Linked DNA regions of Homo sapiens: region 1 is linked to region 2. A link is a contact called in ENCODE Hi-C or POLR2A ChIA-PET data. All regions are on one chromosome and are shown on one strand. The core of a region is the stretch at or near the end of the contact, and the rest is flanking DNA. Distances in the headings are between cores, read along the strand shown.

What was found. Hi-C counts contacts between places; a loop is a spot of excess contacts on that map. ChIA-PET counts read pairs that join two places held with the same protein, here RNA polymerase II (POLR2A). Pooled maps may share reads with other maps.
Region 1: a pooled map shows a loop between it and region 2 (2.5-fold over the local background). The contact joins two enhancer-like sites. A Hi-C loop is called at or near these places in 2 of 50 pooled maps. POLR2A ChIA-PET finds 5 or more read pairs at or near these places in 3 of 52 experiments (H1, activated CD4-positive, alpha-beta T cell and activated CD8-positive, alpha-beta memory T cell).

The regions. Positions count from the first base shown.
Region 1 is chr11:130,338,444-130,344,035 of GRCh38, reverse strand. The region is part of intron 1 of ZBTB44-DT (ZBTB44 divergent transcript); the gene reads right to left. Among named protein-coding and RNA genes, the nearest start is that of ZBTB44-DT, 26 kb to the right of the region's middle. Within about 2 kb of position 3,160, at least 2 of the 41 ENCODE cell types and tissues checked have a DNase peak (open chromatin) inside an H3K27ac peak, as active enhancers do.
Region 2 is chr11:130,386,524-130,392,484 of GRCh38, reverse strand. The region is part of intron 2 of ZBTB44-DT (ZBTB44 divergent transcript); the gene reads right to left. Among named protein-coding and RNA genes, the nearest start is that of ADAMTS8, 39 kb to the left of the region's middle. Within about 2 kb of position 3,469, at least 10 of the 41 ENCODE cell types and tissues checked have a DNase peak (open chromatin) inside an H3K27ac peak, as active enhancers do.

The DNA of each region.
Region 1 (5,592 bases), core at 1,911-4,410, 48 kb after region 2:
CACCTGGTCTGTCTTTACAAAGTCTTGCTCTTTCCATATGATTCCTGTATCTCATCTTCTTTCATCCTTTTAATCATTTTTCAAAACTATTTACTTTATAATCTTTTAAAGATCATTCTATAAAAATCAAAGTTTTAGAAATGTAATTATACTGTGCCTGATAAATCTTTGCATAGTGGATTATTTCTCTATGTGGTTTGAAATTCAACTATGAGCTCATCTTCAATAGGGATTCTTTTCCCCTGTGAGTTTGCTGAGTTATAGAAGTGTGTTACATAGTGACTTTATATCTGCATCTGCCAGGCACAAGAAGGATTTCATTGTCCAGGCTCAGCTTTTATACTAGTATCTCCTCTTCAAATTAATACAGTAAGTATGGGATAAATTCAAATTAAAAAGTCTGAACATGGGAAGACATCCATTTCCCTTACAACTTCCCTGAGGATTTTTTAGTTTCCCCTTTCATTGAGGAGTAGCTCCACCAGAGCCCTGGCTTGATTTAAAAGGTATCTCAGTTCAGTTTCCTGACTAACCCTACCTCAAGGCCATATCTTTTTTTTTTTTTTTTTGAAACAGAGTTTCACTCTTGCTGCCCAGGCTGGAGTGCAGTGGCGCAATCTCAGCTCACTGCAACGTCTGCCTCCCAGGTTCAAGCAATTCTTCTGCTTCAGCCTCCCAAGTAGCTGGGATTACAGGCATGCACCACCACACCCAGCTAATTTTTAGTAGAGATGGGGTTTCATTATGTTGGCCAGACTGGTCTGGAACTCCTGACCTCAGGTGATCCACCCGCCTCGGCATGCCAAAGTGCTGGGATTACAGGCGTGAGCCACCACACACGGCCATATCTTCTATTCTTACAAAGGTGTTAAAAGCCAGGAAACTAGCCTATACAGTGTATATCCTGCTTTGATATTTCCTTGGCTAAGGCAGCAGGTTTACAGATCCAGACTTTAGTTCCTCGTTCACTTTTGGCACCCAAGAACACCATTTCTATGTCTTTGCAGTAGAAAAGGAGTGGCAGAGATCCTCACTGGTTCATTCTGCCATGATGCTAAAATTGTCCGTCGCCCTGCATTACTGCTTCATTAATATATCTAATTCCTTCATTTCTCCCTTGGCTTCTGGGAACCTTACTCCATTCATGGCCGTGGTACCATCTCTGTCCAGCCTAGAATCACAGTACACTATTCAACCACTCTACTTCCTACAAACTAACATTGTAGACCTCTTTTATTCTGCCTCATCCACTTTGAAATCATTCCAGATTGGATCTATCCAAACATCCTCTTTCTTACACCACACCAACAAGAAGCATAGTGCATGGTGCAAAGCATGATGGACTTTGGAGTAAAACAGAGCTGATTTTGAATCTCAGCTCTGCCATTTTCTATTCTTTTTTTTTGGGTGGGGACAGAGTCTCGCTCTGTCGCCCAGGCTGGAGTGCAGTGGTGCGATTTCAGCTCACTGCAAGCTCTGCCTCCCGGGTTCACGCCATTCTCCTGCCTCAGCCTCCCGAGTAGCTGGAACTGCAGGCGCCCGCCGCCACCACGCCCAGCTAATTTTTTGTATTTTTAGTAGAGACGGGGTTTCACCATGTTAGCTAGGATGGTGTCAATCTCCTGACCTCATGATCTGCCCGCCTCGGCCTCCCAAAGTGCTGGGATTACAGGCGTGAGCCACCGTGCCTGGCCAGCTCTGCCATTTTCTAGTTGGGTAACCATGGACAAGTTATTCAACTGATCTAAGCCTCCATTTTCCCTCCAGTAAAATGTAAATGATAATATTAATCTCAGTTATTGTGAAAATAAAATAAAATAGTGAAGGTAATGCATTTACTATAGCTCCTGACACAGTTAATAAATGGTAGCTATGATAAGATTCTGTAGAAAATCTCCAGACTGGTCCTTCAGAAATAGATTTTTTAACCTCAGCAAGACCCTCTGTGAGGTTTGGGAATCTTTCATGTGCTGCTTTTATCATTCCCGACAACTGCTCTTGCAAATGTGCAACATTTTCTTCAAGCCATGGCCAACCAGCAGCTAACTTTGCTTCCTATTTCAATACTGAGAGTATCAGGTGGCTTCACCACCAAGTTACTGCCTCCATGTGTGACTTGACTAGAACTTGGTCTTTTATCTCACACAAAAATGTCTGAGTATATGCCATGTGCCAGGCAGTGTACTAGGCCCTGGGGCTACGTCAGTGAACAAAAGAAACACATTTCTGCCCTAGATAGTTTACATTCTACTAGGAAGAGAAAAACAACGAAAAGCATAACTGAGTAAATTGTATCTTACAAAGTAATAAGTACAATAAAGAAAAGTAAAGTGCTGCCAGGCATGGTGGCTCATGCCTGTAATCCCAGCACGTTAGGAGGCCAAGGTGGGTGGATCACCTGAGGTCAGGAGTTCAAGACCAGCCTGGTCAACATGGCAAAACCCCGTCTCTACTAAAAATACAAAAAATTAGCCAGGCGTGGTGGTGGGCACCTGTAATTCCAGCTACTCGGGAGGCTGAGGCAGGGAGAATTGCTTGAACCCAGGAGATGGACGTTGCAGTGAGCCGAGATTGCGCCACTGCACTCCAGCCTCGACGACAGAGTGAGACTCCATCTCAAAAAAAAAAAAAAGAGAGAGAGAGAAAAGAAAAGTAAAGTGCTGGCAGGATTATAATTTTAATAGGGTCATCAGGAAAGATCTCAATGAAAAGGTGGCACCTGAATAAAGAGGGCAAGGGAGTGAGGAAACAGTAATTGCGTGGCCCTGGTGAAAAAGTGCTTGGAATGTTTGATAAAAGCAACGAGGCCAGGATGGCTGAGAAAATATGAGTGAGGTAGAGAGCTATAGGAGGTAAGGTCAGAGAACCAATGAAAGACCTGATTGTATAGGGCCTTGCAGTCCATTTCCAGGATGTTGACTTTCACTATGAGTGAGATGGAGAGCCTTTGGAGAGTTTTCAGTAGAGGACTATGAAATGTGATATGCCAAATAGCATTACTCTGGTTCACAGCTCTAAAATGGAGCAGGGAAGCCATTCTAAGGATGACCTGCATGATCTGCAACCTTGAAAAACAAAAAACAGGACCTTGCCTTGAAACTTTCAACTAGGCCAAACCTCCATGACCACAACATCCTGGAAAGCAGCTGAAGTTTTCTAGCACTATGACTCCTAAACAACCACAACCAATGACTGTAGACTCATGTACTAAGCCAGCCACCTCCACCCACGATAATTCTTTCAAAAACAACTAGTGTAACCACTCTCAGCATCCTTTTAAAAATCCTTACTCTCCTTCCTCTCTTCAGAATATGATTTGGCCTTTAGCTGAATCTATGTCTCATGAATTGCAATTCCTACAACCCCAATAAATGCCTTGATTCCTTGCTCTGCAGTAAGGTCTTTCACCTCTTCTTGGTTGACATTAAATGGTGTCATAAGTGGGATGCAAGTGACTCTCTTCCTCTGTGTCCCAGTGCTGCTGTGGTTTCAAGCATGGTATTTGCAGGAACTCCTTGCGTTCCATTGCCTTCCTGACAGCCTCAAACCCTATTGGGGAGTCCTCTCATTTTCCTGAACCTCCCACCTTGGTTGAGGTTGAAGCCTTTATTGGGTAGCCTTTGTTGCCAGCTGTCAACAAAGAAAATCTTCCCTTTTTGGTGGGTATTCAGGAGCTCTTTTGCTTCTAATGGCATAGGTGCTAAGTTACCCCCCTTCTTAAACACCTGTTTGTTTTTTAGACAAACATTATGGTCATTCACCTTGTAAATTTCATTCTCAGTGGACCAATATCACTGAAAGTGATTTGGAATTACAATTGCCAACCTGAAGCTTTTTTAATCTCCAAAACTTGTTTTCCTTCTCAATTACAGGGCTAAAATGAAAGAATAAACAGCCTGAGTGGGAAGCCTACTTTAATTGGGTTTCTCAAGGTATCTAAAAGACTCCAGAGATCTAAACTAGTGTCCCTAAGAGATAACCATGCCAAAATAACTTTTAAAAATCTCTAAAATTAAAAAAAAAAAACTCAAGTTTCAAGTTTCTAGAATTTCTCACCTTCAGTGACCAACAGATACATCCTTTAAATTAGAAAGACTCTATACTTGAAAGGTTTTTAGAGGTCTCTCTTTCTAAACAATGCATTATTTGTATTTACGGGAGGATCAAATTGGAAAAAAAAGACACATGATCGTGTTATGGCTAGCCTTAGAAATCATCTTGACAAAATTAAAGAGCAAAAATTCTGACCTAAAACTAAGTTAAAATCCTTGTATGCTTTCAGAACAGGGTTATCTGAAGAAAAAAATCCTTGTATGCTCAAACTGCCTGCTTTGTTAGCCAGGTGTGGTGACACATGCTTGTAGTCCCAGCTACTCGGGAGGCTGAGGTGGGAGGATCAACTGAACCCAGGAGGGTGAGGCTGCAGTGAGCTGAGATCACACCACTGCACTCCGGCCAGGGTGTGAGATCCTGTCTCTAAAGTTTAAAAACAAAAACAAACAAACAAAAAACACTGCCTGCTTTGGATTTCCTGCAGGATTTATTTACAAAAAAAAAAAAAAAAGGCACCCACTCACTCTGTGGTCTATGGTTAGGATTTGGTGCTTTCACTGCCATGGCCCAGTTATGGTTTAATATTTATGTGACTCGTGACTTTTTGGGATACTCATTTGTTATTGACGCTTTTCCCTTCCATACAGCTTTTGATTTCCTGTCTTACTGACTGTTTTAATCTTTCATCTGAGATGCCCATAGAGAAGCTTTCCTTTTTTTAAGCTGTCTTTTGGGGGGGTAGTTCTGGGTCTTGTAAGGACTGCTTTGTACTTCTTTGGCAATACCTCATGCATCCTTCTTTAAGTTATAACCTTGGCTAAGGTTTTTGCTTTTGGTAAGTCACTTGGGAGGTACCTTTGTTAAAAACAATAGCAAAAAACAACTGGCTGCATACAGTGGCTCATTCCTGTAATTTCAGCACTTTGGGAGGTCAAGGCAGGAGGACTGCTTAAGCCCAGGAGTTTGAGACCAGCCTGGGCAACATGGCAAACCTTGTCTCTATAAATTAAAAAGATTAAAAAAAAAATTAGCCAGGCATAGCGGTGCACACCTATGTCCCAGCTACTCAGGAGGCTGAGGCGGGGGATTGCTTGAGCCCAAAAGGTCAAGGCTGCGGTGAGCTATGTTTGTGCCACTGCACTCCAGCCTGGGCAAACAGAGTTAGACCCTGTCTCAAAAAAAAAAAAAAGAAAAAAGAAAAAACAGGTCAAAAGCCAGAAATATTGGCTACTTATCCCTGCTGAAATCTGAAAATAAGAGATATGATAAGATTTTTTTTTAAAGAACTCTACAGTCAGAAATCAACCAAATTAAAAGCTGATATTCAGGCTGTTTTTGTGGGGTTTTTTTTCGAGGTCTTTCTGTTTTTCTCTTTTGGATTCTGTTTCTGGGAATTTTTTTTCAGTCAACTGAAATCCCTTTTTAATTGTGTTCGGTTCCTCTGTCGGCTTCCTTTCTTGTTGGCATGATTTTGCTTAAAAAAAAAAAAAAAGTAAAATTTCACTGGCCTTTCTGGAAAGCTTTAAATCTCCAAATTGG
Region 2 (5,961 bases), core at 2,220-4,719:
CAACTGGACCTCCTCGCCCTGCTGCGGCAGTGTGAAGAGAGGGAGGATGAGGACCCTTCAGAACAGTACAGGAAATGTTAGCATCAAGTGGGCGAAGAAAAGATGGGGCAGGTGTGGAACAGTGCAGCTGGGGAGGGGGATGCCGAGAAGGAAACTGACAAGAGGCTGCGAGGCAGGGCTGATGGATGATGAGAAGGAAGAGAGGTGTCAGGGCCTCGAGGATCATACACCTTCACGGGGGCCAGGAAATGAGAGGGTGCTGCTGGGTGCAACCCAAATATTGTGTTCGTTAGTGAGACTGGAGAGCGAAAGGATGCAACCTTTGATCTTGCACAGTGAGTGAGGATGCGGATATGATGGGGCCGCGACAGACTTTCACCAGGGCGTAATTCAGCCCGATTCTAAGGAGGTCCCTCCCTCTCCTGATCCCTCACTGTCCTCTGCCCATTCCCAGCCCCCACATTTAGCAAAACCACTCCGCTTGGCGTTCCAATGTTCTGTTTTACATTTGGCTTTGTTCAGCAGCAGCCTCTGTTTAGCCAGTTTCTGCTTGGGAGCCAAAGCGCCAAGAAACTACACAAGAAGAGCAGAGCCTGGACAGGATCAGAAAATGCCAGAGATTTTGCCACCAAGCCTGCTCCGCCGAGACTGCCAGGAGAGCTTTGCAAATGGAATCAATCTGAACGTAGCTGATGAGAAACATCTGAATGGAGGAAGCCAGGACAAACAGAAATCACTAAGTTTCCCACTGCAGTGGGCTGGAGTGGCTTCCCCAAGACTTCTAGTTGTGCGCATTTACCTTTCTATCATGAAGAAGACTCATGCTACTTCTTGGAAACCTATACAGTTCACAATGACAGACCCTGACCTCACGAACTCCGCTTTCTCTCCAGTCCCCAAGCCCTTCCGCCCCCCAGTCTGCAGGTGATTCTTTGGCTTTGTTGCTGTGTTTGATACATTTTGATAGCAGACGGGTCAGAGGTAGATTTTGGTCACATTGTATGGTGTCTCCTTTTCTCCAGAATTTGAGAACATCAGGAAGCCTCACCCACTGCCCAGATATGTCCTTACAACCCCCAATTAAAAGCCCAAGATACCTCCCAAATGTAGTTAAGGAATTTGGGGTGTGCTCCTGCAGTTTCCTCAGGGACACATACCCAAAGCCAAGCAAGTGGTGGCCTTATTCATTGTGACATGTCTCAGATGATGTTATAATAATGGAGCGTGCTTGGCCGACTAGAGCTCATAAGGAAAAGAGTTCAATCCAAAACCGGGACAGTGGTTACCTAGCACATTTCGAGGGAGAGAACACTCCAATTCCGACTAATACATGCTCTTGGATCCTAGACCACTTTGTCTTCAGAGTGGAAAATCGGAATACTCTCACGAGATACTAACTTTAGGCCAGGTGCAGTGAGTGGCTCATGCACTTTGGGAGGCTGAGGTGGGAGGATAGCTTTAGCCCAGGAATTCGAGACCAGCCTGGGCAACATAGTAAAACCACATCTCTACAAAAATTAAAAAACTTAGCTAGATGTGGTGGCATGCACCTGTAGGCCCAGCTACTTGAGAGGCTGAGGCAAGAGGATTGCTTGAGCCCAGGAGGTGGAGGCTGCAGTGAGCCAGGATTGTGCCACTGCACTCCAGCCTGGGTGAAAGAGTAAGACCCTGTCTCAAAAATTGTAAAAAAGAGACATATCAACCAATAGATAAACATTGATTCAGCAGTGTCCGGCTTCCTTCCCCTGCCTGCATATCCACCACTCAGCCTTCTCAATGTTAATGCAGAGCAGCTGGCCAGCTGCAATTACCTGAGCAGACTGTGGCATTCAACACCCGGACATGGTGCTTTATCAGCCGGACACTTGACGTTTAGCTGGCACAAATCTGGGTAAATGCCAAATTGAGATCTGGCATCTGCAAAGCTTTGGCCCAGGACTGAGACTGAAGGTGATTGATGGTTCTGTAATTGTATAGTTAGGAAACCCTGAGTTTAGGAACATGAGTGACGCGTCCAGAAACAATTAAACCATTGGTCAGGGAGTTGCCCTGCTTCTTGCGTTCTTTGAAGAATAACTTAGCTATGTGTTACTCTGAGCATAAACATTACACTGACCTTGATCCAGGAATTTAAACAGTGTCATGTAATGTAAACACTACAAATACCTTCTTGCTGAAATCGTCTGTTTTCAGGATGGGTTAGGGTTTCTTCTCTTCAAAAGTACTTTGGGGCACTGGATTTAAAATTCACAGTCAGATCTGCATTTTTCTCCCATTTACATTGCGTGGCCTTCAAGCATTCTCACCAGCTTCTAAGGTTGAGGGAGCCCTCTACTGATGGCACGGCTGTAATTTCACAGCACATAGCAAGGAAAACTGGATGACGTCTAAAGAACTCCTGGATCTGAGAACGGTAACCAGTCTCGAAACCTAGAGCAGACAGAGCTCTGTTTCTAGAGCCTATGAAAAGCCAGGCTCTAGAAACATCCTTGGTTTCCTCAAACTATCCACATTATTTCAGGTTTTATACTTTCAGGCAATAGAAGAAAGAAAGGTCTGAAAGGAAAGTCGTGTTCTATGTATTGAAAGCCTACATATTTCTGTGTGCACATGCACACGCATGCCCCTATACACATGTGCATGCACATGCACACACACACGTATGCGTGCACTTCTGCTTTTACAAATATACACACGCCTACACATACACTTACATACTCTGCAATTGCAGCATCATGGCCCGCTATAGGAAGACTTTGCTCTGTGTGTGCGTGTCCTGGAGGAAAGGCGTGGGAGGTACATAAGTATACATAGAATTCCAGAATTGTGGGACTGGATGGAACATTCACCCTTTGTGGCATGTTCAGAGGACAACTCTGACGAGGCCACAGCTTGAGAAAAGAATTCTCCCCAGCGGCTGTGGCCTTGATGCTGGAGGTTAACAGCTTAACACCAGGGTGTGGTACCCAATTCTGAACTCAGGAAATTAATGACGATAAGGGTGGGCTGCCTGCCAAGGCCCGCGGTGTGAATCCCAAGAGAAGCACCTTCTATTTTGAGACCTCCTCCAACCACGGCATGCTGTCCTCTGCTCTCATGCACGTCCCACCTCTCTGTCTGTGTGCTGCTTTCTTCGACTCTTTTATTCCTAAACTTTCCTGGGTTTCCAACCCATGGACAGTGAGAGCAACTTATTTCCTTGCCCATTGATTCATCAAAAAGAATAATCATGTGGTATTAGGAATCAAATACCTGACACAGATGTCAATAGGAAGATGTCAATGGTATAACTCTTCCCTTGCCAAGAACATCAAAGGGAAGAGAGGGGAAATGGCAAACAGAGGATCAAACTAAGGCTGGACAAAAGGAGATAAAAGCACAATAATGTTCTCTTCCTTGAGAGGGCTCCCCTGGAAAGGAAAAGTGAAAGCACAGTCTCGCACCACATCATATAACCGACGCTACCAGGTAACCGCACACGCCAAAGGAGCCAGCCCTGGAAAATCAAAAGATCAAAAGACACCACTCCTCTGCTCAAAAACCTTCAGTGACTCCCGTTGCCCGTAGAAAATCTACAGTCTTTAAGAGGACATTCAAGGTTCTTTGCTTTTCCTGCCACAGTTCCTACCCACCCCCAACACGTGTAGCTCACTCTCATGTTAGCCCGTAGACCACTGTCACCTCATGGCTTTCCTGCTACTGTTCCTTTCTTCTCTGTGTGTGTGGGGCCTACCCATCCTTCAAGAGTCAGCTCAGATGTCACCCTCTGCATGAAGCTTTCTCCAGCTCTCCCAGGCAGAATGTATTTCTCTATCTCCTGTGTACCCAGAGGATTTTGTTTATGCCTTCCGCCCCCACCACCATAACACTTACGGACAGCCTTCATAGTTGGGTCTCCTCTACGTTTATACATTGTGGTCAAGCCCACATCTTACTCACGTTTGCATCTCTCTTGAGTTCCCACCCCGACCATGTCACTCCATGCCCACCACTGATCCTTCTCTCCTCATTCCGCATCCTCATTCTTTCTGCCAGGGACCTACCATAGCATCTCCCATACAATCAATTCTTAATATTGTACATTGCCTGTTCCATGAAACTAAATTAACACCTAAGATTAGGGGAAAATATAGTTCACTCCAAAGACAGAAAAAAGGTAAGTGAGATATTGTGTCAGATCCTAAGTAATACAAAGTCTCCAGCATGGGCAACATAGGGAGATCCCATCTCTACAAAATAAAAACATTTTTTTAAAACCTAGCCAGGTGTGATGGTAAGCACCCATGGTTCCAGCTACTCAGGAGGCTGAGGTAGGAGGATTGCTTGAGCCCCAGGAGATTGAGGCTGCAGTGAGCCATGATGGTGGCACTGCACTCCAGCCTAGGTAACAGTGCGATACCCTGTCTTAAAAAAACAGAAAAGGCCGAGTGAGGTGGCTCATGCCTGTAACCCCAGCACTTTGGGAGGCTGAGGCAGGTGGATCACGAGGTCAGGAGTTCGAGACCAGCCTGGCCAACATAGTGAAACCCTATCTCTACTGAAAATACAAAAAAATTAGGCAGGCGTGGTCACAGGCACCTGTAATCCCAGCCACTTGGGAGGTTGAGGCAGGAGAATCGCATGAATGCTGGAGGCGGAGGTTGCAGTGAGTGGAGATCGCACCACTGCACTCCAGCCCAAGCGACAGAGTGAGACTCCATCTCAAGAAAAAAAAAAAAAGAAATAAAGAAAGAACTCTCATTTGTCAGTTCCAACATGGCTCGTCTAAAAGCTTCTCAAGGCTGGGTGCGGTGGCTCAAGCCTGTAATCCCAGCACTTTGGGAGGCCGAGGTGGGTGGATCACCTGAGGTCAGAGGTTCGTGACCAGCCTGACCAACATGGTGAAACCCCGTCTCTACTAAAAATACAAAAATGAGCCAGGCATGGTGGTGCACCTGTAGTCCCAGCTACTCAGGAGGCTGAGGCAAGAGAATCACTTGAACCCAGGAGGCAAAGGTTGCAGTGAGCCGAGATCGTGCCACTGCACTCCAGCCTGGGCAACAAGAGCGAAACTCCATCTCAAAAAAATAAATAAATAAAGTAAAAGCTTTTCAAGGTTTTGAATCCCTCCCCGTTTCAGGGCCCTGCCTTCTACAGGTGACCATGGCGCACTGAGACCAACTTTCAACTTTTGAGCAACTGTGAATTAAAGACCTCCCCTTCCTCAAGACACTTTAGTGTGGTCTGCTAGAAATTTGTCATAAACACTATCCAAATATGCTAGGAGCAGGAGATGAGTGACACCTCCTGGGGTTGTACAATGAACAGCCCTAAGTGGCCTTAAGAATACTAAGTTGAACACAACCAGTCAGTGTTTGTCCTTCAAGGTGGGCACCACCGTGGTGCACGGACCTTGGAGTGTGAGAAATCTGAGTTAACATCTTGGATAACCATCCTAACCATTAGCTTCCAGGCCTCTAAAATGTAGCTCATCAAAAAACCTCTTCACAGGGTTACTTTTAGGATTACACAAGATTTTAAATATCGAGTGCTTAAGGACTCACAACAAATGTTCAGTCAGTGAAAGCCACTATTATTACAGCAATGCTCCTAAAATTCAATACATTTCTGAAAGGCATCTTTCCAAATTACCGTCAAAGCCCTTTTATAAGCCACATGCAAAAATCATGGGTTTTCTGTGTGTGTGTGTGTGTGTGTGTGTGTGTTTCTTGCTTTTTTTAAGACAGAGTGTCACTTTGTCGCCCAGGCTGGAGTGCAGTGGCGCCATCTCGGCTCACTGCAAACTCAGCCTCCCGGGTCCAAGCGATTCTCCCTTCTCAGCCTTCAGAGTAGCTGGGATTACAGGCATACACCACCACATCTGGCTAATTTTGTATTTTTAGTAGAGATGGGGTTTCACCACGTTGGTCAGGCTGGTCTCAAACTCCTGACCTCAAGTTATCTGCCCGCCTCAGCCTCCCA